Linked DNA regions of Homo sapiens: region 2 is linked to region 1. The links are chromatin loops, found by intact Hi-C in ENCODE. Cell type or tissue: prostate gland. All regions are shown on one strand. Links, peaks and the distances in the headings refer to the core of each region. The heading gives the core; the rest is flanking DNA.

Region 1 (10,658 bases), core at 3,844-8,843:
GGAGGTGGAGGTTGCAGTGAGCTGAGATCACGCCACTGCATTCCAGCCTGGCGACAGAGCGAGACTCCATCTCAAAAAAAAAAAAACGTGAAAAATAAATGTTAAGGGAACTTAAAATGGGTCCTTTTATTTTTTTTTTTTATTCTTTTTGAGACAGCTAAATTGCTGGGCGTGGTGGCGGGTGCCTGTAGTCCCAGCTACTCGGGAGGCTGAGGCAGGAGAATGGCGTGAACCCAGGAGGCGGAGCTTGCAGTGAGCTGAGATCAGGCCACTGCACTCCAGTCTGGGTGACAGAGCGAGACTCCGTCTCAAAAAAAAACAAGTAAAATAAAAATAACTTGAATGGCATTTAATAGAAAATAAACACAGAAAATGTGGAAATGTTAATATGTTAACTAATATTTAAGATTCAAAAATATGCTCCAATATACCATAAAAACTAAATAACTCACTTTTATTGAAAAATTCTTTAGGATTTGAAGCTCCATATTTACCTACATGTTTCCTCAGAATACTCTGCATTCCAAACCATAAAATCTCTGTCCTTCCCTCAAGACACATTTTAGGCCAGGCGCAGTGGCTCACGCCTGTAATCCCAGCACTTTGGGAGGCCGAGGCAGGCGGATCACAAGGTCAGGAGATTGAGACCATCCTGATCAACATGGTGAAACGCTGTCTCTACTAAAAATACAAAAATTAGCTGGGCATGGTGGTGGGCGCATGTAATCCCAGCTACTCAGGAGGCTGAGGCAGAAGAATCGCTTGAACCCGGGAGGCAGAGGTTGTAGTGAGCCAAGATTACGCCACTGTACTCCAGCCTGGGCGACGGAGCAAGACTCCGTCTCAAAAAAAAAAAAAAAAAAAAAAAAAAAAGGACCCATTTTAAGTTCCCTTAACATATATTTTTCACTTATTTTGTACCTGTTTTTGTCTATGATAAACCAGGCACTGTGTTAATTTTTCGGGCAGGAAGATAGCTCACACCCATCATCTTCCCAGTACAAAAGCTGCCTGGCTATCTTTCTTGATTACACACAACTGAATGTATTCTAGTCCTCTCTGACTCCTAGAACGCCCATTATGGTCATTTATTTTGCTTGTTGGTTTTTTAATCTCATCTCTACACCACAACCTCCCTGAGACTCAGGCATTGATGATCTATCTACACCACTTAGCACCGTACTGTGCACGTCAGAACCACTGAATCAAATCTTGACAGAAGGGAACAATAAGCCCCAACTCACACAATGGGGTTTAATAGAGACAAATGGAAAATTCCTCATTCAAGTGTTTGAGAATGAGCCACATGGCTGGGGCACAGTGGCTCACACCTATAAACCTAGCACTTTGGGAGGCCAACATGGAAGGATTGCTGGAGCCCAGGAGTTCGAGGCCAGCCTAAGTAACATAGCAAGACTCCATCTCTACAAAAAATTAAAAAGTTAGCTGGGCATGTTGCCACATGCTGTAGTCCCAGCTACTCAAGAGGCTGAGCAGGGAGAACTGCTTGAGCCCAGGAGTTTTAGGTGGCAGTGAGATATGATCACACTACTACACTTCAGCCTGGGCAACAGAGTGAGACCCAGTATCAAAAAAAAATGAATGACATAAGCATCGGATGGGAAAGCTCTGGCTTGTGATAAAGAAAAAAAAAATACCTCAACATTTCAGCTAAAAAGCTCAATATATTTCATATATATATATATATATATATATATATATTTTTTTTTTTTTTTTTTTTTTTTTGAGACGGAGTCTCGCTCTGTCGCCCAGGCTGGAGTGCAGTGGCACGATCTCGGCGCCCTGCAACCTCCGCCTCCCAGGTTCAAGCAATTCTCCTGCCTCAGCCTCCCAAGTAGCTGGGATTACAGGCGCCTGCCACCACATCCGGCTAATTTTTTGTATTTTTAGTAGAGCGGGGTTTTATCATGTTGGCCAGGCTGGTCTCGAACTCCTGACCTCAGGTGATCCACCCATCTCGGCCTCTCAAAGTGCAGGGATTACAGGCGTGACCCACCGCACCTGGCCCTCAAATGTATTCTTTAGGTTCTTTAGGTTGAATCTCACTTCTAATGGCTTAGAACAGAATTAGCTCACATAAAGCCATTTTTTTATTCAAACACCCATAGAAACTAACTTTACCTATGCAGTTTGGACGTGGTCTCAAAAGACTTCTCAAAAGAGCACTGAAGGCAAAGCTACACCCGATGAGAAATGGTACTCAATAGAAAATCTCTTAGTCATTCGGCATCTGAGGTCTACATCATCCTATGCCTACTCTTCTTTCCTTTCATTCTGATTTTTGAAATAATGCTACTTTTGCCCAGGTTCCTGCCACTTCCCAACCAGTTCTAAATTTTCTTTGTTAAAATTAAACTTTGTGCTCTACTTTCTGGGTTATCTACTTAAACTTCGGGAGATAAAACTGTTTGAATAGCAAGTCCAGGTTTTACTACATGCTGTTTTTAGCAAGAAAAGAGATTCATTGCAATGGTCTGGACATTGGAGGTCTCACCTCCTTAGTCTCATTTTACTATGTTAAGTTTGTAATTCAAGCTTTAAAAAAAACATCAGACAACAACCACTCCATCTGACTTGGTTTTCTGGGACATGACTACTATAATATCACTTCTTTCTCTTGCCCTTTTATTCCTCCCCAAATGCTGTTCTCAGTGCTTCTCCCTTCAGATTTATGTTGTTGTTGTTGTTGTTTTTTTGAGATGGAGTCTTGCTCCGTCGCCCTGGCTGGAGTGCAGTGGCGCGATCTCTGCTCACTGCAAGCTCCGCCTCCCGGGTTCACGCCATTCTCCTGCCTCAGCCTCCCGAGTAGCTGAGACTACAGGCGCCCGCCACCACCCCGGCTAATTTTTTTATATTTTTAGTAGAGCGGGGTTTCACCGTTTTAACCAGGATGGTCTCGATCTCCTGACCTCATGACCCGCCCGCCTCATCCTCCCAAAGTGCTGGGATTATAGGTGTGAGCCACCGCGCCCAGCCTGTTGTTGTATTTTTAATGTAGGTGCATTCCTCCTCATAAATGAGAGTCACTGTAAGAGAACAGACAGAATCTGGGGTTTAAAGTTACACAGCCTTAGGTCTAATCCACATTACCACTGTTAGATGTCTATATGGTGTTAAGCACGTTGCCAAGATACTTAGCTTTCCTGGTCTCAGTTTCCTTATCTCTGAAGTGGGGCTAATAATATTAAATACTCAGGATTGTTTTCAGAATAGACCTAAATAATAAATTGAAATCTCTGTACATGGTATCTGATATGGTAGAAAAATAGGTACTTACATACATTTGTACATATATATATACATACATGTGTGTACCCTTCTATAGGCTCTTTCATTACCAAGAAGGAGTACCTCGGTATCAGTGCTTTCTAAGCAATTAAATTTACCTCTCTATATTAATTTCAAATTCCCTTTCTAAAAGCCAAGCCCTGCATTTGGCTTAAATATCTGAGTCACAGACCGGGTGAGGTGGCTCACGCCTGTAATCCCAGCACTTTGGGAGGCCGAGGTGGGTGGATCACCTGAGGTCAGGAGTTCGAGACCAGCCTGACCAACATGGTGAAACCCCGTCTCTACTAAAAATACAAAATTAGCTGGGTGTGGTGGTGCATGCCTGTAATCCCAGCTACTTGGGAGGCTGAGGCAGGAGAATTGCTTGAACCCAGGAGGCAGAGGTTGCAGTGACCTCATCTCTTTCCCCTTGACATTTCTTCTAGCAGTTTTGTACATGTCCTATGGCGGCTGTCCAGAGATCATTCTTGTTACCTTCCCACTCTTGCAGTTTTCTCACAGCCTCCCTTCCCCACGAAATATACACAAATGTGCGCTTATAACCTTGAGGATTAAAGTGACATTCCCTTCCAACATGCATGCTTCCTGTTTTTTCCTGAGATGCATCCCATCCATATCCATGACTCTGTCACTTTTATATACAAAGTCCTGGTCTATAAAATCATATCCTGTTCTTGGCATCATTTACAAAGGCAGTTGTTCCTTTTATACATCCTTTGTCCTCTATCAAAGTTACAATATTGACTCTCCTATCTTGTTTAAAAAGTGAGCTTGGGCAAGTGCAGTGGCTCACACCTAGAACCCCAGTGCTTTGGAAAGCTGAGGCAGGAAGATCACTTGAGCCTAGGAGCTCAAGACCAGCCTGGGCAAAATGAGACAGGCTCTATTTCTTAAAAAAAAAAAAAAAATTAATTAGCTGGGTATAGTGGCACGCACTTGTAATCCCAGCTACTTGGGAGGCTGAGGCAGGAAGACTGCTTGAGCCCAGGAGTTCAAGGCTGCAGTGAGCTGATCACACCACTGCATTCCAGCCTGGGGGACAGGGGAAAAAAAAAAAGCGACATTGCCAAGGATCAAGTACAGACAGCACAGGTACTGAGATGTTCTGTGCACCACCTATCACAGAGTGGGGACTTAGAACTGTGAACCATCAATCCTTATACATACACACATACCCCCAGTCTTGGTCATCACCATGGGAAGAGGCTTAATGGTGCCTAGAGTCAGAAAATCATAGAAGCCTTGAAATTATAGGACAAATGTGATCAAGTTGTAATCATGTATAAACTATTTATGGAGTTTAACAGCTAGCAAAACAATGCCACAACAACCAATTCAAAGAGTAGCAAGTCAAGATCTATTTTTAAATAATTCCCTCAAATTTCAGTGCTACAATTAAAACTACACAATAAGGGTTTTTGTTGTTTTTTTTTTTTTGGTCTGTTTGTTTGTTTACAGAGACAGGGTCTTTGTAGCCCAGGCTGAATGCCGTAGTACAATCAGCTTACTGTGGCCTCAAACTCTTGGGCTCAAGCGATCCTCCTGCGTTAGCCTCCTAAGTAGCCAGGGCTACAGACATGTGCCACCATGACTGGCTAATTTTTTAATTTTTTGTAGAGATGGGGCTCTCACTATATTGTCCATGCGGTCTGGAACTCCTGGCCTCAAGCGATCCTCCTGTGTTCGCCTCCTGAAGCACTGAGATTACAGCAAAAGCCACTGTAATCTGGACCTGATAAGTATTTTAAAATAGTATATTGAGGGAAATCTGGTGGTTTTCTTCTACCTATCCTGCTCACATGCTACGAGAAAATGGAGAAACTGGATTTTAAATAAGGAAAAATGTTATGGTTTGTTCTATTAATAGCATGAAATCCCAAACTTGTAAATACTATACGGCAGATACATTAGGGCGGAGTCATTTACAAGCAAAGTCCCACAGTCCATTTCAGTAGGAAATTATTTTATTATACCAAAAAGTCTCTCTCTCAAAAGTCCTCATTACTGTGGTAGCCCATTAGGGACGACCACATTCCTATAAGGCAAAAACAAGGTTTTTTCAACTAGAGAGCTTTTCTTTTTTACCGAGTGCTTACTCTCTGCTAGGTCATATTGTAAGTACTTTACATCCACGAATGCATTAAATCCTAACCACCACATGAGGTACATTATTATCCGCATGTAATGAATAAGGAAAGTGAGACACAGAGAAATTAACTAAAAGTGACTAAAGGACACCCAGCTAATAGGTGACAGAGCAGGCGTTCAGTCCCAAGTCTTACATTCTTATACTCAGCACCATTGTCTTATATGCAACCCCAAAGTTGCTTAGAAGCTGGTTAAGTCGTCAATGTCCCCTGCACAATACTGGGATGACAAGATCTCAGCCCCCAGGCTCCACACCAATGAGGCAGTGTTCCTGGTGAGGACAGAGAAAGGATTCAATGTTCCTCTGAAAAAATTCCCCCTTGTGTCTCTCTGCAACACAGCACACCCTCCACCCTTCAGGCTCCAGCCCTGCCTGGGGATGGATGAGGGGCTAGTGAGGTTTGCATTTCTCTCACACCACTTTCTTAAGCTCATGAGTGAGTCTGGAAGCAACTGGGGGCTACCTTATATGAGAATCCCTCTCCTCTATTCCTCAGAAAGTTTAAACTGTCCTTGTTTTTTTTTTTTTTTTTGGTTGTTGCTGTTTGTTTTTTGGTGGGTTTTTTGTTGTTGTTGCTGTTGTTGTTGTTTTGAGATGGAGTTTCACTCTTGTTTCCCAGGCTGGAGTGCAATGGCACGATCTCAGCTCACCGCAACCTCCACCTCCTGGGTTCAAGCGATTCTCCTGCCTCAGCCTCCCAAGTAGCTGGGATTACAGGCATGCACCACCACGCCTGGCTAACTTTGTATTTTTAGTAGTGATGGAGTTTCTCCATGTTGGTCAGGCTGGTCTCAAACTCCGGACCTCAGTTGATCCACCCACCTCGGCCTCCCAAGGTGCTGGAATTACAGGCGTGAGCCACCGCACCCAGCCAAAGCTTAAACTTTCTTAGAGGCTGGCAGAGAATCTTCTAGCTCATCCGCTTCCATTTCTGATGCAGTACACGTGCTGAATTTCACAATTCAGGCTCTAGGAAGTATCCCAATTCCTTGACTTGCATGAGAGTTACACATATGTTTGCTTTGTGATAATCCATCCAGTCGTACAATTATGTGCTGTGCGTTTTTCTATATGTATGTTATACTTGAATCACATTTTTAAAGTACATATATTTGAGCCCCAAAACCATATGCCAAAAAAAACTTTAAAAAACATTTTTAACACTTCATCTTTGACTTAAACTATCTGATACTGATAATATAATAACGAAGAGGCAGATCTTTGAAATGCCTCTTAATACTTAAAAATATTAGCTGAGCTAGTATATAAACAGAAGTTTAGATCTTCAAAGTTCCTTAAATGGCTTAATCTTCGGCCTCCCCTAATTCACATACACCAAGATCCAACATAATACTTGCTGTTCTCTGAACATACCATGTGTTTTCACACCTGGAACGCCCTTCGTCTAATTCATTCAACGAACGTTTATTTAGTCAAGAAACAAAGTCAAATAAAAAGAGACAGGCTCTGCCTAGTGGGAAAAACAGATATCATTCAAATAGTCATGCCAATAATGTAAAAGTGCAGCTGGGATAACTGCTCTAAAGATGAGATACTTGATGAGTGAACGTTTATAATAGAGTTGACTTAGAGAAGTCCGACCTCCCTGAAAGAGTTAACATGGGATGTAACTTCTAAGGGATTGAACCAGGTAAGAGAGATGAAAGAAGTTTTCCAGGCAGAGGGCCCTAGGTAAGAAGGAGCTGGTAAAAAAGAGGAACCAAAGGTGAATACGAATGTGCAAAGGCCCTGGGGTATGAAGATGCTGGTGAATGAGGAGCCACAAAGAGGCAACATCCTTCTCTCCTTTCAAAATCCTTCCTCTTCCTTCACATACTGCTCAAATGTAACTCCTCTGTGAGGCTGTTCTCTCTTCTCCATTCACACTGTAAATTGATATCCCTCCCACCATTATGGCATTTCTTCTATCCTTCTGTTAGCACTTAGCTCACTGTATTGCAATTATCTGTTTATACATCTGTCTCCCTCACTAGACTGAGAATCCATGGAGGACAAGAGCAATAAAGTATCATCTTTGTGTCTCTCTGCATCCAGGGATAAGCATATTTTAAATGCTCACTAAGTGTTATGAGTGAAACAGGACAACTTAACCATGCCACGCACACCCAGACATTAACATTTTACCTTGAAAATGTATTGCCTACTTGGTGAGTTGTCTAAGTTTCTTGCAAAGACTCAGCTGTAAAGTAGCAACTTTTTAAAAATCCTTTTTTTCCCAACCTTAATGAATCATAAGGTGTTATTTACTTCAGCATCAGAACCATCTGCCCAGACTTTGTTAGCACAACGTAATTCACTTTATAAATATCACACAATTATCTAATTTCTAAAAGTCTCTGCATGCTTTGAAAGGTGTTATTTTGGAAACAAGTCCTGTCTCATCCGAGGGAAATTCCCAAACCAGCATTGTAATTGCTAAGTATATCTACAGAAGCATTGAAAGGCCGGAGAGGAAGCATAAATCCCGTGCGCTGTCCTGGCTGTTTGGGGCTCTGACAGCTGGCATGGGCGGGGTCTCCACACCCCCCATCACAGCTGCAGTCACCTGGCTGCTTGCACTTACAGGTAATAATTCCAGAGCACAGCAAAGCCAGCACTCAGCTCCCCTTCATCAGGACAGCAGTCCCTCCACCCCAGCTGCTGCTGCCTGCCTGCCTGCCTTGGAAGGATTCGCCAGCAGAAGCAAGAAGGATTACGAATAGTGGCAGGCTTGTCTGCTGGCCTTTTTGCTGATCCCTCCAAATGGGAATAGCAGCCTCCAAGGTTTTCCTTACATGGTGTCGGTAACTCCATTGCAGATTCTCCTCCCACCTCCAAATCCAATCCCACCCTTTTAGGGAGAGGAAAAACAATGAAATCAAGATTAGGGTATTCCTGTTGCAACCCAATCCTCAGGCTCTCCAGCTATTTGATACAGGGTTGTCAGATAGGGCTCTGCCCTTCCAAGGTCTATCTGTACCTGACATCTTTATAGGATTACAGAGGAGGTTTAGCAGTGGTAGGGTGGTAATTTAAAACCGCACCTCCTGGAGCTGTTTATGAATACAAGCAGATGTGAGCTTATCATTCCCATGCTCACAGCACACTCCTGGAGCCCTTGAACTAAGACCATATCCCTGAGAACTGCACTCACTCACTGTACTGCACACTTCCTCCTTTGACTTGTCTCATCTACTAAGGGGCAGGATGTGGACTGCCTGGGAAAGGAGCCCTTTGCCAGCCCAGTCATATGGCTGCCCTTTGATCTCTTCCCACCAGACTGAGTTACTTTGTGGGCTGCTGTGTGTGTATGTGCGTGTGTGTGTGTTTAATCTGGCCTGTGTGGAAGTTTGTACTCTATCACAGATTTCCTGCCTTTCTTCATCTCTATTAATTATAAAATCTCTTGGGAAAAAGGGAAGGATTCTATGAAAGAAAGGAACAGAACCCATCATGGAAAGCTGGGCCAGGTTCTGAGGAAGGAGGGGTTGTGGGCTGCACCCCAGCTTCAGTGGTCTGTCTGGTTGACTGCCGACGGGGCTGCATTCGCTTTTCACAATTCCACAGAACTTACACTGTCTTGCTCTTAGAATGGAAGCTGCTTGTCTTACACAGTTGGGCTCTCTTCTCTTTCAGAAAGGACTGAGCTTAGGGATAGACTGTCAGCAGGTAAAGTCAGACTATGGTGGGCAAAGGCTTCCCCAACATCCCTTGTCTGAGCTTCTGTCCCAAGGTCCATCCTCAGAGGCCTGTACGCAGGCTTCCCATATACCTCCCTTTCTAAGGAAAAGGACATCCCTAGTGTCTTAGCCCATTCCTGCTGCTATCACAAAATAACTAGACTGAATACTTTATACATAATAGAAATTGGCCAGGCATGGTGGCTCATACCTGTAATCCCAGCACTTTGGAGGCCGAGGCAGAGCATTGTTTGGGCCCAGGAATTCAAGACAAACCCATGCAACACAGTGAGACCTGATGTCTATGAAAAAATTAAAAAGTTAGCCAGGTGTGGTGGCATGTGCCTGTGGCCCCAGCTACTCAGGAGACTGAGGTGGGAGGATCACTTTACCCCAGGAGGTCAAGGCCACAGTGAGCCACGATCACTGCACTCCAGCCTGAGTGACAGAATAAGACCCTGTCTCTAAATACAATAAAGTGAATAAAATTAATTAAATTAATAAGAAATTGATTTATCGCACTTCCTGAGGCTGGGAAGTCCAAGATCAAGGAGCCAACAGATTCAGCGTCAGGTCAGGGCTGGCTCTCCACTTCACAGATGGGCCTCCTTGTTGCGTTCTCACATGGCAGCATCTCACAAGATGCAAGGCAGCTCCCTTCAGCCTCTTTTGTAAGAGCATGAGGCCAAAACTCCTGTGACCTTATCATTTCCCCCAAAGGCCCCACCTCTTAATACCGTACTACCACATTGGGTATTAGGTTCCAACACATGACTTTTGGAGGGACACATTCAGGCAATAGCACCAAAAGGCAGAGCAGGATAAGGCGGTCTCCTCCTCCAGGAGTCCTTTCTGAAGGCCTTGTCCCTACTCTCCTCCTCCAAATAAGCGTCCCTCCACACCATGTGCTTGTGTTCCATGTACATGCTTTATTCGGGGCATTTATCACCTTTTTAGGAAAGTATCAGTCATTCCCAACAGCATGTAAGTCCCCAAAGGGCAGGAAATGAGCCCTGTTCACCTCCATTCCCCCGACCTTAGCGCAGTATCTAGCATATGGTCGATACATGTGGAGAAACAGAATTTCCAGTCATTTGGCTGCAAACATGAAGCCTCATGTCAAAAATGCCAATTTTTCAGTAGTTCATTTCAAATACCAAAGAGCTTATGTATTAAATCAACCAATGTTTATTTAGAAATTATTATGTGCTAGGACTGGTCATCATAGGTCCTTTGAACCCATAAAAGTAGCCCTGCTTGGTCCTAAAACCTATTTATCTCCCCCTTAATGTATTTGGTTGTTGTAAACATTTACTGAGTAGCTCTATTCCTCACCTTTAAACCCTTTAAAGTGAAACTGACCCATCCGTGCAAACCAATTCTGAGCCCCTGAGAAAATGCCAAAGGCCAAATGCCCCATGTTCCCTCCATGTTGTCCACTTGCCACCCTGACACTCGCTTGTTCTCAGCTTTTGTAGTTCTATGACATTGCACATAAGCTCATGTAAGCCTTGGCT
Region 2 (10,658 bases), core at 2,657-7,656, 120 kb after region 1:
GTTTGAATGGAATATTATTCAACCCTGGAAAAGAAGGATAGCCTGCCATTTGCAACAACATGGATGGACCTAGAAGACATTAAGCTGAGTGAAACAAGCCAGACACAGAAGCACAAATATTGCATGATCCCACTTTTATAAGGAATCTGAAATATTCAAAGTGGTAGAACCAAAGAGTGGAAAGGTGGTTTCCAGAATAGTTGCTGGAGAAGGGAGAAATGGGGAGGAGTGATTCAAAAGGTACAAAGTGTTTATATGCAAGATGAATAAATTCTGGACAAAAGAGGGCCTCTAGTTAACAATAATGTTTTATTATACCTAACATTTTGCTAAGAAAATAGAACTTACGTTAAATGTTCTTACCACAAAAGTAAAAAAAATTTTAGAAATTTAAAAATAATTGTAGTGAGCCAAGATCGTGCCATTGCACTCCAGCCTGCGTGACATAGCAAGACTCCATCTCAAAAAAAAAAAGAAAACAAAAAGAAATTTAAAACTAAATCAATAAAAGCAGCAGAGGAAACTTCTGAAAGTGTTAAGTTTATGCCTTGATTGTCAAGGCTATACACTTCTCCCCGAATTCATCAAGTTCTACATGAAATACATAAAACATTTTTTTCTCAATAAAATGGTTAAAAAAAAAAAAGTGAGTCCTTTGACCAGCATGGTGAAGGCAGGTTAAAAAGCCCACTGATTTCCTAACATGCATACAGTGGTCCATAAATTTAATGTCCTAAAGCCAGCCTGGTTTCCCTGTTATCTGGGCTCTTTGGTTCTAACATTTTCTCTAATTATAGTTAAGCCACTAAATTTGGAGAAAAGACTAGGATATTAATTTCTTTCTTTTTTTTTTTCTTTTTTTTTTGGAGACAGAGTTTCACTCTTGTCACCCAGGCTGGAGTGCAATGGTGTGATCTTGCTCACTGCAACCTCCGCCTCCCGGGTTCAAGCGATTCTCCTCTCTCAGCCTCCCAAGTAGCTGGGATTACAAGTGCATGCCACCACACCTGGCTAATTTTTGTGTTTTTAATAGAGAAGGCGTTTCACCATGTTGGCCAGGCTGGTCTCAAACTCCTAAACTCAGGTGATCCACTCACCTCGGCCTCCCAAAGTGCTGGGATTACAAGCCTGAGCCACAGCGCCCAGCCTAGGATGTGAATTTCATAAAAACATAAAATAATTACTAAAATACTTATTTATCCACGCATATAATCTCAACTAACAACCATCAAACTGTAGGAATCTAAAAGACCTAGTCATGGCATTCATACAACTTAATTGTTCAGTACCAAAAAGATATCTGTGTTTGAAAGTTATCTTCCGAATTACTGAGGGGGAGAAAAATAATCCTAGGTTACACTCAGAGGCCTGGCTAATGTTTGCCCACAAATCATCACACTGTAATACGAACAGCCAGTTGTCTGCACAAACAATTCCTCTAACCATTTGCCTCTTCTAATAGTCTAAAAATTCAGATATTAATACATTCTCAAGTATAAAGTGAAAGAAGCTAGGTGCTTTGGTTTATGCCTGTAATTCCAGCACTTTGGGAGGCCAAGGTAGGAGGATCGCTTAAGGCCAAGAGCTCTAGATCCACCTGGGCAACATAGCAAGACCCTGTCTCTATAAAAAATTAAAAATAAATAAATAATTAGCTAGGCATGGTGATGCACACCTGTAGTCCCATCTACTCAGGAGGCTGAGGCAGGAGGAACACTTGAGCCCAGGAGTTGGAGGCTGCAGTGAGCTATGATGGCACCACTACATTCCAGCCTGGACAACAGAGACCTTGTCTCAAAAATAAAGTAAATTAAGATAAAATAAAAGAAGCTTACATTATATTAACAATACTTCATTATCCATTAAGTATTTGTGACGGTTTTGAATAACAAAAGAAAAACTGACACATTGAAAGAAATATTAATGCCAATCAATGACATTCTCAGGGCTGCTCATAAGGCTGTGCAAGATGTCCCCTACACAATCATGCCCAACCCAGGGCGGGAGTAGGGACACACAGCCAGCCCTCACCTGCTTGCCAAACCACACACCCTGAGGCCAAAAGGAACACCTTTTTCTAACTCATTACAGTTTTTTGCAACTCTGTAACCTAAACAGCATAACTGTTTGTTACTGAGTTGCTGAGGGTGTCTGCAGTCAGATTATAAATGTATATACATACAGGTATATATATTATATATGTGTATGTATGCACACACATATGTATATACAAATTATATATTACTTCATTATCTATCAATCTGCACCCATCCGCTCAAATGTTGTAGTGCATGTATGTGAAAGCCGAGCTTTTCACTTAGTACCTAGCAGACTCTCTACAAACAGTTCCTCAGTCTGGACTATTTGGAGTAAGGAAGAAGGGAAAGAAGAAAATACACCCAGAAGGCTAGGCGCGGCGGCACACGCCTGTAATCCCAGCACTTTGGGAGGCCGAGGTGGGCAGATCACTTGAGCTCAGGAGTTCAAGACCAGGGTGGGCAACATGGTAAAACCCTCTCTACCAAAATACAAAAAATTAGCCGGCAGTGGTGGCGCTCACCTGTGGTGGTCTCAGCTAGTCGGGACGCTGAAGTGGGAGGATTACTTGAGTCCTGGAGGCGTAGGCTGCCGTGAACTGATATCACACCACTGCACTCCAGCCTGGGTGACAGAGTGAGACCCCATCTCAAAAAAAAGAAAAAAAAAAAGAAAGAAAAAGAAAATACACCCAGAAGAGGTGATGAAAATGGAGAGAATATGGCTAAAAGAGCCAATATGAGGTAAAAAGAGGAAGAACAATAGAATGAATATCTCTGAACACTGTAAAGGGAAGACAAGGCTGGCCGACTTGACCCTCACAAGGTTATCTTTAGCTTTCATTCCATTAACCTGCGGGCTAAGTCATTTGGGTGATTTAAGTATGGAGCACTAAAGAGGCCAGAGCCATGGGTTCATCCATATGTGAATCATGCTGTTTCTGTTGCAAGGCCATAGATTTTGTGCTTAACTCAAATTAGCATCTTGCATATGCTTCCTGCCAGTCACAAGGGAGGTCGGAGCCAGAGAATGGGGAGGTATCTGCAGAAATCAATCATCATTACCGCAAGGAAAAAAAAATTCTCTAGGTATCTGCTCTCCCTACAGTGGTCCTTAAGGATCAACATTTCATGGGAATGAAAGAACATTTTTAAATGAAGATTGTAGCAGCTCAATGGCCAGTCCCATGCTGTACTGCACCCTCATCGACATGCCTGTCATTTCTCTTGCTCTGAGGTTGGAGGAAAGGGACCTGCTTGAGGTTTTAAGCATTTGCATATTTATACTGAGTTCATTATCATGGGCCCCAAACATTTTTGCTTCCCCACAGGACATTTAGATAAACAAGGCTAGAAAATTATCCTAAAATTGAGAAGAAAATGTTTTCTAATGTTCAGACACCCTCCGAAATTAAATATCACCCACATTCATACTCTGTTTTTTCTGCAGACTCCTGGAGTGATTGCCTTACATTACAGTCTAATGTCCCTGAAGTATTAAGTAAACCAAGCAGTTTGGGTAGTGTAACAACAATAATCACTAGCTTTGCTTCTTTATTAGTGGCTTTATAGACAAACTACATTTTTTTTAAAATGAAAAAGTTTGCTTCAGGCTCAATTCTTGCATACCAAGCTTCATTTTGTGGTGAAATTTAACAGTCTCGTTATAAACCCTCGAATGTTGGGAATTATGATGATGGAAATGCTGACACAACATTAGCCACAGCTGGCACTGCAAAAATGCTTTTAAATACGTAGACTCTCCCCTATGAAGTCAGTCCCCAGAGCCCAGAACTTTGTGATTTTAAACCATTAAAGTGAAATCGCCAAGAGTGAAAACCATAGGGAAGACTGGAATCATAGACTTCTAACTAAAGGCATTCAGTATTGACGACGGAAAGTTCGAAAAAGCACTTGCCAAACTTGTTTCTAAATTATCAGAGGAAGGAGAGAAATAGGAAGCGTTCATGTAAGGAAAAACTTGATAGTGCCACTTGTCATAATGAAAGAAAGAGAAAGACAAAAACAGAAAGAACCTGTGATATTTGACACTCAGAGGTCAATGGCTAAACAAAGACATCAGTCTATTTGTGTTAAATTTTACCTGTCTTTGTCAATTTAAATGTGAATGCCTGGAAAGGAAGGAACTGCACGGAAAATGACTATCAGACAACGAAGCTAGAATCTCCTTAGAGAAGATACCCCAACCCAAATAAATTATACACTTCAAAGACTAGGGTATGTGTATTCTTTAAGGAAAAAAATGCAGAGGCAAGTAAAAACCAATTGGTTTGGGGTCTTAATAATCAATAGATCTGTAAGATGCAAGTTCTATAAACCACACTAATTTTGTAGACTGGCAGCTGTTTTCACTATAACCTTTTTTTTTAACCGTATCATAAACTATATCATTAGTCTTTTCCAGGCACATCCTTTGTCCCGAGGCTGGACTAAACAACAAGAGGGATGTTGGCCAGGTGCCATGGCTCACAACTGTAATTCCAACACCTTGAGAGGTCAAGGTGGGCAGATCACCTGAGGTCAGGAGTTCAAGACCAGCCTGGCCAACATGGTGAAACCCCGTCTCTACTAAAAAAATACAAAAATTAGCCGGGTGGTGGTGGACGCCTGTAATCCCAGCTACTCAGGAGGCTGAGACAGGGAGAATAGCTTGAACCCTGGAGGTGGAGGCTGCAGTGAGCCAAGATCATGCCACTGCACTCCAGCCTGAGCGACTGAGCAAGACTCTGTCTCCAAACAAAAAAAAACAAGTGGCATGCTATATGTCTGAAAGTGTATGGGTTTCCCACACCACATCCCAATTAAGCTTATTCAGCAAAGATATGGAGCTACAACGGAACTACATTATCTTCAATAATTAAAACTATCATATCTAAAAGGAGTCCTGAATATTATGGGAGTAAAATTCACTTAGAAACAAGGAGAAGAAGCCCACATATATATCATCCTGTATGTGGACATTCTGTGTACTCCCTGGGCAAAATCTCTACCATTTGAATGGCTTCAACTACCATCCATATGTGAATGATTCCCTAATGCTTATCTCTAGGAGATGGTTCTCCTAAACTAAATCATATCTGTATATACCCAATCTCCACTGACAGGTATGACAGGAAACTAAATGTCAGCATGCCCAAACCAGAAACCACAGACTAGCCACCCACCCCAATGAAATCCCCAACTTGATAAATGATAACACCATTTACCTAGCAAAAACCATCCTTTGTTATCTTTAATCTAGCTTTATTCTCTTTTATTCTGCCAATGCTATCACTACATTGTATCATTTTACTTCATAATAACTTCTCTCACCCATGTCTACCACATACCATGCTGTATTTCATCAAAATTTTTCAACTAGAACATTACAATAGAAACTTCACCGGTTCTCAACTGTGAGTCTGAAGCTCCTTCCATCTACCATTGAAGTCCTATTAGAGTTTTGTTTTTTGGGGTTTGTTTGTTTTTTTGATACAGGGTCTCACTATGTCACCCAGGCTGGAGTGCAGTGGATCGATCTGGGCTCACTGCAATTTCTGCCTCCCAGGTTCCAGCAATTCTCCTGCCTCAGCCTCCCAAGTAGCTGGGATTATGGATGCGCACCACCACACCTGGCTAATCTTTGTATTTTTAGTAGAGACGGGGTTTCACTATGTTGGCCAGGCTGGTCTTGAACTCCTGACCTCAGGTGATCTACCTGTCCTGGCCTCCCAAAGTGCTGGGATTACAAGTGTAAGTCACCATGCCCAACCCAGAGTATTATTTTTAACCTTAAAACCTGTTTATATCCCTCCATTTCTCTAAATTCTTAAATTTAGAGAAATTCTATAGCAGTGCATTCTCAAATGTTAGAGGGATAAGAGTCCTGTGTAGGTTGGGGGCCAGGCATGGTGGCTCACACCTGTAATCCCAGCACTTTGGGAGGCCGAGGTGGGCAGATCACCTGAGGTCATGAGTTTGAGACCTGCCTAGCCAACATGGTGAAACCCCCTCTCTACTAAAAATACAAAAAATTAGCTGGGCGTAGTGGCGGGCACCTGTAATCCCAGCTACTTGGGAGGCTGAGGCAGGAGAATTGCTTGACCCGGGAGGCAGAGGCTGTAGTGAGCCGAGATCATGCAACTGCACTCCAGCCTGGGCAACAGAGCAAGACTCCGTCTCAAAAAAAAAAAAAAGAAAGAAAGAAAAAAAAAAAAGTCACGTGTAGGTTGGGGAGAGGGTGACATAAGATAGATTCAAGTCTCCCACAAGGAATTCAGTAGTTCTAAAATGGGCCCAGGACCCTGAAGTTTGAAAATGCTCACCAGGTGACTCTTATGTAGATAGTTTGAAGGGTATACTTCAAGGACTATAAAATACATAGCTCCTTTTAATAGTATACAAGGTACTTCGAGATCTAGGCAGGGGTTTTCAAGCCTATCAATCCCAAGTCCCTTTTTATAACACACTTTTCTGTCTTGAAATAAAAATCGTAAGTAGTATATAACCTACCTGCGTAATAATTTTTAAAAGTAAATCAGTATAATATCTTAAGTATAGAAGAAAAAGGGGGGAATGGAATTGATAATAACATAACTTTTGTTTTTACATATTGGCACAAAACTGCCAACAGAAGACACCATGAAGTAGCTGTGTGCATGGAATCACCGTGAATACAGCTCCAAACACAGATCCACACAGTATGTTTTATCGATCATTCAAATTTCCAAAGTGGTGTGGCCATGGCTGACACAATTTCTCTAAATTGTGAACAGTATTTAGTAAAGGTCCACATAAAACGATGCGCAATCTTTCCCCAACTGACAAAGTAGTTTTATTCCTGGAAAATTCAGTGTGCATTAAGCCTGGCAACAAATACTTTGTACCTATATGTAAAACAAAGTTAGGTTCTAGCTCAAACTCTTATAGACAGGTTCTGTAATTAACTTTACATAAATATCTGTTGAGACGCTTGAGAATAATCGTGTTAAACACAGGACAATTCTTCATGTGCAGAACTATCTTGTACATTGCATCGTACCTGCTGCCTGGGCTTTGCTCATTCAATGCCAGAAGCGCCTTCCAATCACTGTGACCAAAGAAAGTATTGCATGAGTTTCCAAAACACCCCCAGAGCGTACAACTTCATCTCCCAAACAATCTAGCATCCAGCCCAATCATATGAACAATTTTAGTTTTTTGTGTGTGTGTGTTTTTTTAAGACAGAGTCTCGCTCTGTCGCCCAGGCAGTGGTGCAATCTCGGCTCACTGCAACCTCCACCTCCTGGGTCCAAGTGATTCTCCTGCCTCAGCCTACTGAGTAGCTGGGATTACAGATGCGTGCCACCACGTCCGGCTAATTTTTGTATTTTTAGTAGAGACAGGGTTTCACTATGTTGGCCAGGCTGGTCTCGAACTCCTGACCTCAGGTGATCCGCCCGCCTCGGCCTCAAAAATTGCTGGGACTACAAGCGTGAGCCACCATGCCTGGCCTCCATTTTCACTTTAAAACCTTGCAAATGTGTATTGACTCTATAGTTCTTAGCCAAAATGGCATTTCCTGAATCCAGTTTCCCTTGACCCTCCCAGGCCACACACTGGGCTCCTTCCTCTTGCTCTCATGGTCTTGTATACACAGCACCATAGCAATACCATCACTGCCATCCCATGACTTGGCATGATGACACTCTTCCCTCCTTTGGGTCTTAGCATATGGCAAACAGTAGATAGGTTTAACAAGTATTTTTGAATAATTTATTTAATAAATTCCATCCCCATCCATCTTATCCTACCTCTTCTATCCTAGCAGGGGAGGGCAAGGCAAAAGACAATTAAGAGAAAGAGGAATGATCAATCCTGGTGTGTTCTTGTGGCTCCATGGACCCAGACAACACTGTCTTTTCCCGTTCTTCTATGAGTAACGATAGCTGTATTCCTTCCACTCCCAAAATATGGTGAAATCTGTTGGGGGAGGCCAGGGGGCAAGAGGGAGAGTCATGTAGACAAGTTAGCCACTTCCTGTGAGATGGCAGCCAAAGACTTCCAGGTAATGATTGACACTGAAGACGAAGGTTTTCCTGACTGTGGGAAAACTTGTTAGCAAAAGGCTGCATACACAAAGCTATTCAACCACAAGGCTGGAAGAGAATCAAAACAAGCCAAGCTTAATTAGAGCTGAAGATTTCCCAGCTGGGATCCATGTTAGGGGTTGAGCTCCAAAAGCCATCACTGAGGAGGCAATTCCTTCTCAAGCAGGACAGGCTCTGAGGCCACCAGAGACAGAGCAGGGGATTTTTTTAAATCTTTCATATAATCCAGCATTCTCAGCTTTTGTACTTTTTTTGTTTCTTTTTTAACTTAAACTCTAGGCACCGGTGAAACCGCATGCTTCCCGCTCCCTGCTCCTCAACTCCCCTCCCCTTCCATAAATTAAATTAATGAGGAGTTTTCTAAAAGAGTACATTCTCTTAAAGCCTCTGTTATTCTGAAGTTAATGGCTCTGACATGTAGCCAGGCCAAATAGTCACAGGCAGCAATAACTCTTGCAACAGCTCCCAAACTTACCCTCAAATGTCACCGAGTCCTACCCTGATCTTTCTTCCCCTTTGATTATCACTGGTTGCCTTTCTTCCTCCCCTCACATTTTATAGCAAACTCGAATACATCAAAGAAACTAGTTAAGGATGCGAAGATTGAGAAACACATTCAATCTTAATGTTATGATCTTGTCTTTTCCTTCCCACAACTTGTCTTTAAAAGAAAAGGACAAGTATAAATTTGATGCCACACAGAACAACAAAATACATTTAAAGGAACAAGGGGGAGGAACCTTTCTAAATGCCAGCATGCTAATCTCTTACTTAGCATGCACTTATGGCAAGGATTGTGTCGTTATGTATGATAGGTAAATAATTTTTACATGATAAGTAAGTGGACGTGTCTGCAAGGAAGATCATCAAGTAAACTCAACAGAAGCAATTGCTTCAAATCACCGTCCTAAACTAACTCGCAGTGTGGTGATGATCAAAAAGGTGTAAAAATGAAAATAAAACTGCAGGAGGACCTGATTCCAACAAACATAATGGGTGCAAGGTCAGAATAAGCATAGTGATATTTATTCAACTTCTTAAGCTTCAAAGGCCAAAAAAAAAAAATAGATTAGATACATGTTTATAAACCAGCTCATCTATCTTGAAAATAAAATGTAAAATATCATTTTTTGGATAAAATGGATCCAAATTCTTGTACCCACAATTTGATCTCAAAATCTGGGCTGATATGCAAAATTTTAGTATATATGCTCAAAAAAGTGGGGGAAGAGGAAAACAGAAAAAACATAAAAGAAAAAAGGGAGTGGGCACCGTGGCTCACACCTATAATCCCACCACTTTGAGAGGCCAAGGCAGGAGGACTGCTTAAGCCCAGGAGTTTGAGACCAGTCTGAGCAACACGGCAAGATCCTGTCTCTACAAATAATTTTAAAAAATTAGTTGGGCATGGTGGTATGCACCTGTGGGCCCAGCTACTCAGGAGGCTGAGGTGGGATGATCACTTGAGCCTGGGAGGTCAAGGCTGCAGTGAGCAGAGATCACATCCCTGCACTACAGCCTGGGTAACAGAGCAAGACCCTGTCTCAATAAAAAAGAAGGAAGAGGAGAGGGAAAGGAGAGAGAAAGGACAGGGGAAGGAGAGGGAAGGAAAGAGAAAGGAGAGGGGAGGGGAAGGGAGGAGAGGGGAGTTCTATTTGCTTCTACTAACTGACCCAGTCTTATTTGAGCCCACAATAATTTTCCTTTTCTTTTCTTTTTCTTTTTGAGACAGAGTCTTGCTCTTTTGCCCAGGTTGGAGTGCAGTGGCACGATCTTGGATCACCACAACCTCCACTTCCTGGGCTCAAGCAATTCTCCTGGCTCAGCCCCACAAGTAGCTGGGATTACAGGCGCCCGCCACCACACCCAGCTAATTTTTGTATTTTTAGTAGAGATGGGGTTTCACCACATTGTCCAGGCTGGTCTCAAACTCCTGACCTCAAGTGATCCACCCGCCTCAGCCTCCCAAAGTGCTGGGATGACAGGCGTGAGCCACCATGCCTAGCCGATACTTTTCAAACAGTTCTTCAGTATGCTCCATAAAACAGTGTCTGTCACCTAATGTCCTAAGGTTCCAAAATAATAGAAGCAGTGATAAGATGAGTAAAGGAAGACTGATATGAGGCGTGCATGCCTGGAAGAGGAAACATTCCTTTGCAAGTACCTATTTGGGGGGTAAGTGGTTAGACTTTGAAAAGGCAGCAGGTATGTTCTTCACTTACTCTAGACTGCCCTTTCATTCTCTGTGCATAACAGAATTCTATTTATAAAGAACTTCCGAGTGTCAAAGGCATTTCCACATACATTTATCTCATTTGATCCCATAGCAATTTACTAAGTAGGCATATCCCCTTTACAGATGAGAAAAACTGAGGTTCAGGAAATTTAAATGACTTACCCAGAAGACACAAAGAGCAAGTGACTAGAAAGGCACAATACATAACTTTTGATTTCTTAGTAATAGGCCATATTTTTATATCATCTCCAAATTTATAGAAATAAAGAGATTAGAAGGAAGTAACAATATGAAAAT

What was found. Peaks named below come from ENCODE experiments on the same cell type or tissue, not always from the same donor. Only the 100,000 strongest peaks of a DNase experiment are listed, where the experiment ranks them.
Region 2: a loop joins it to region 1, with 1.8 times the contacts of the local background. A loop is called at or near these places in 1 of 110 quality-filtered maps.

What each region holds. Positions count from the first base shown.
Region 1 is chr6:21,951,962-21,962,619 of GRCh38, reverse strand. All of the region lies in intron 5 of CASC15 (cancer susceptibility 15), which reads right to left. Among named protein-coding and RNA genes, the nearest start is that of NBAT1, 190 kb to the left of the region's middle. In prostate gland, for the core only: no CTCF peak of the experiment used is centred there; DNase peaks (open chromatin) are centred at 4,099, 6,889 and 8,209; H3K27ac peaks cover 2,285 bases.
Region 2 is chr6:21,829,572-21,840,229 of GRCh38, reverse strand. The region is part of intron 4 of CASC15 (cancer susceptibility 15); the gene reads right to left. Among named protein-coding and RNA genes, the nearest start is that of CASC15, 170 kb to the right of the region's middle. In prostate gland, for the core only: no CTCF peak of the experiment used is centred there; no DNase peak of the experiment used is centred there.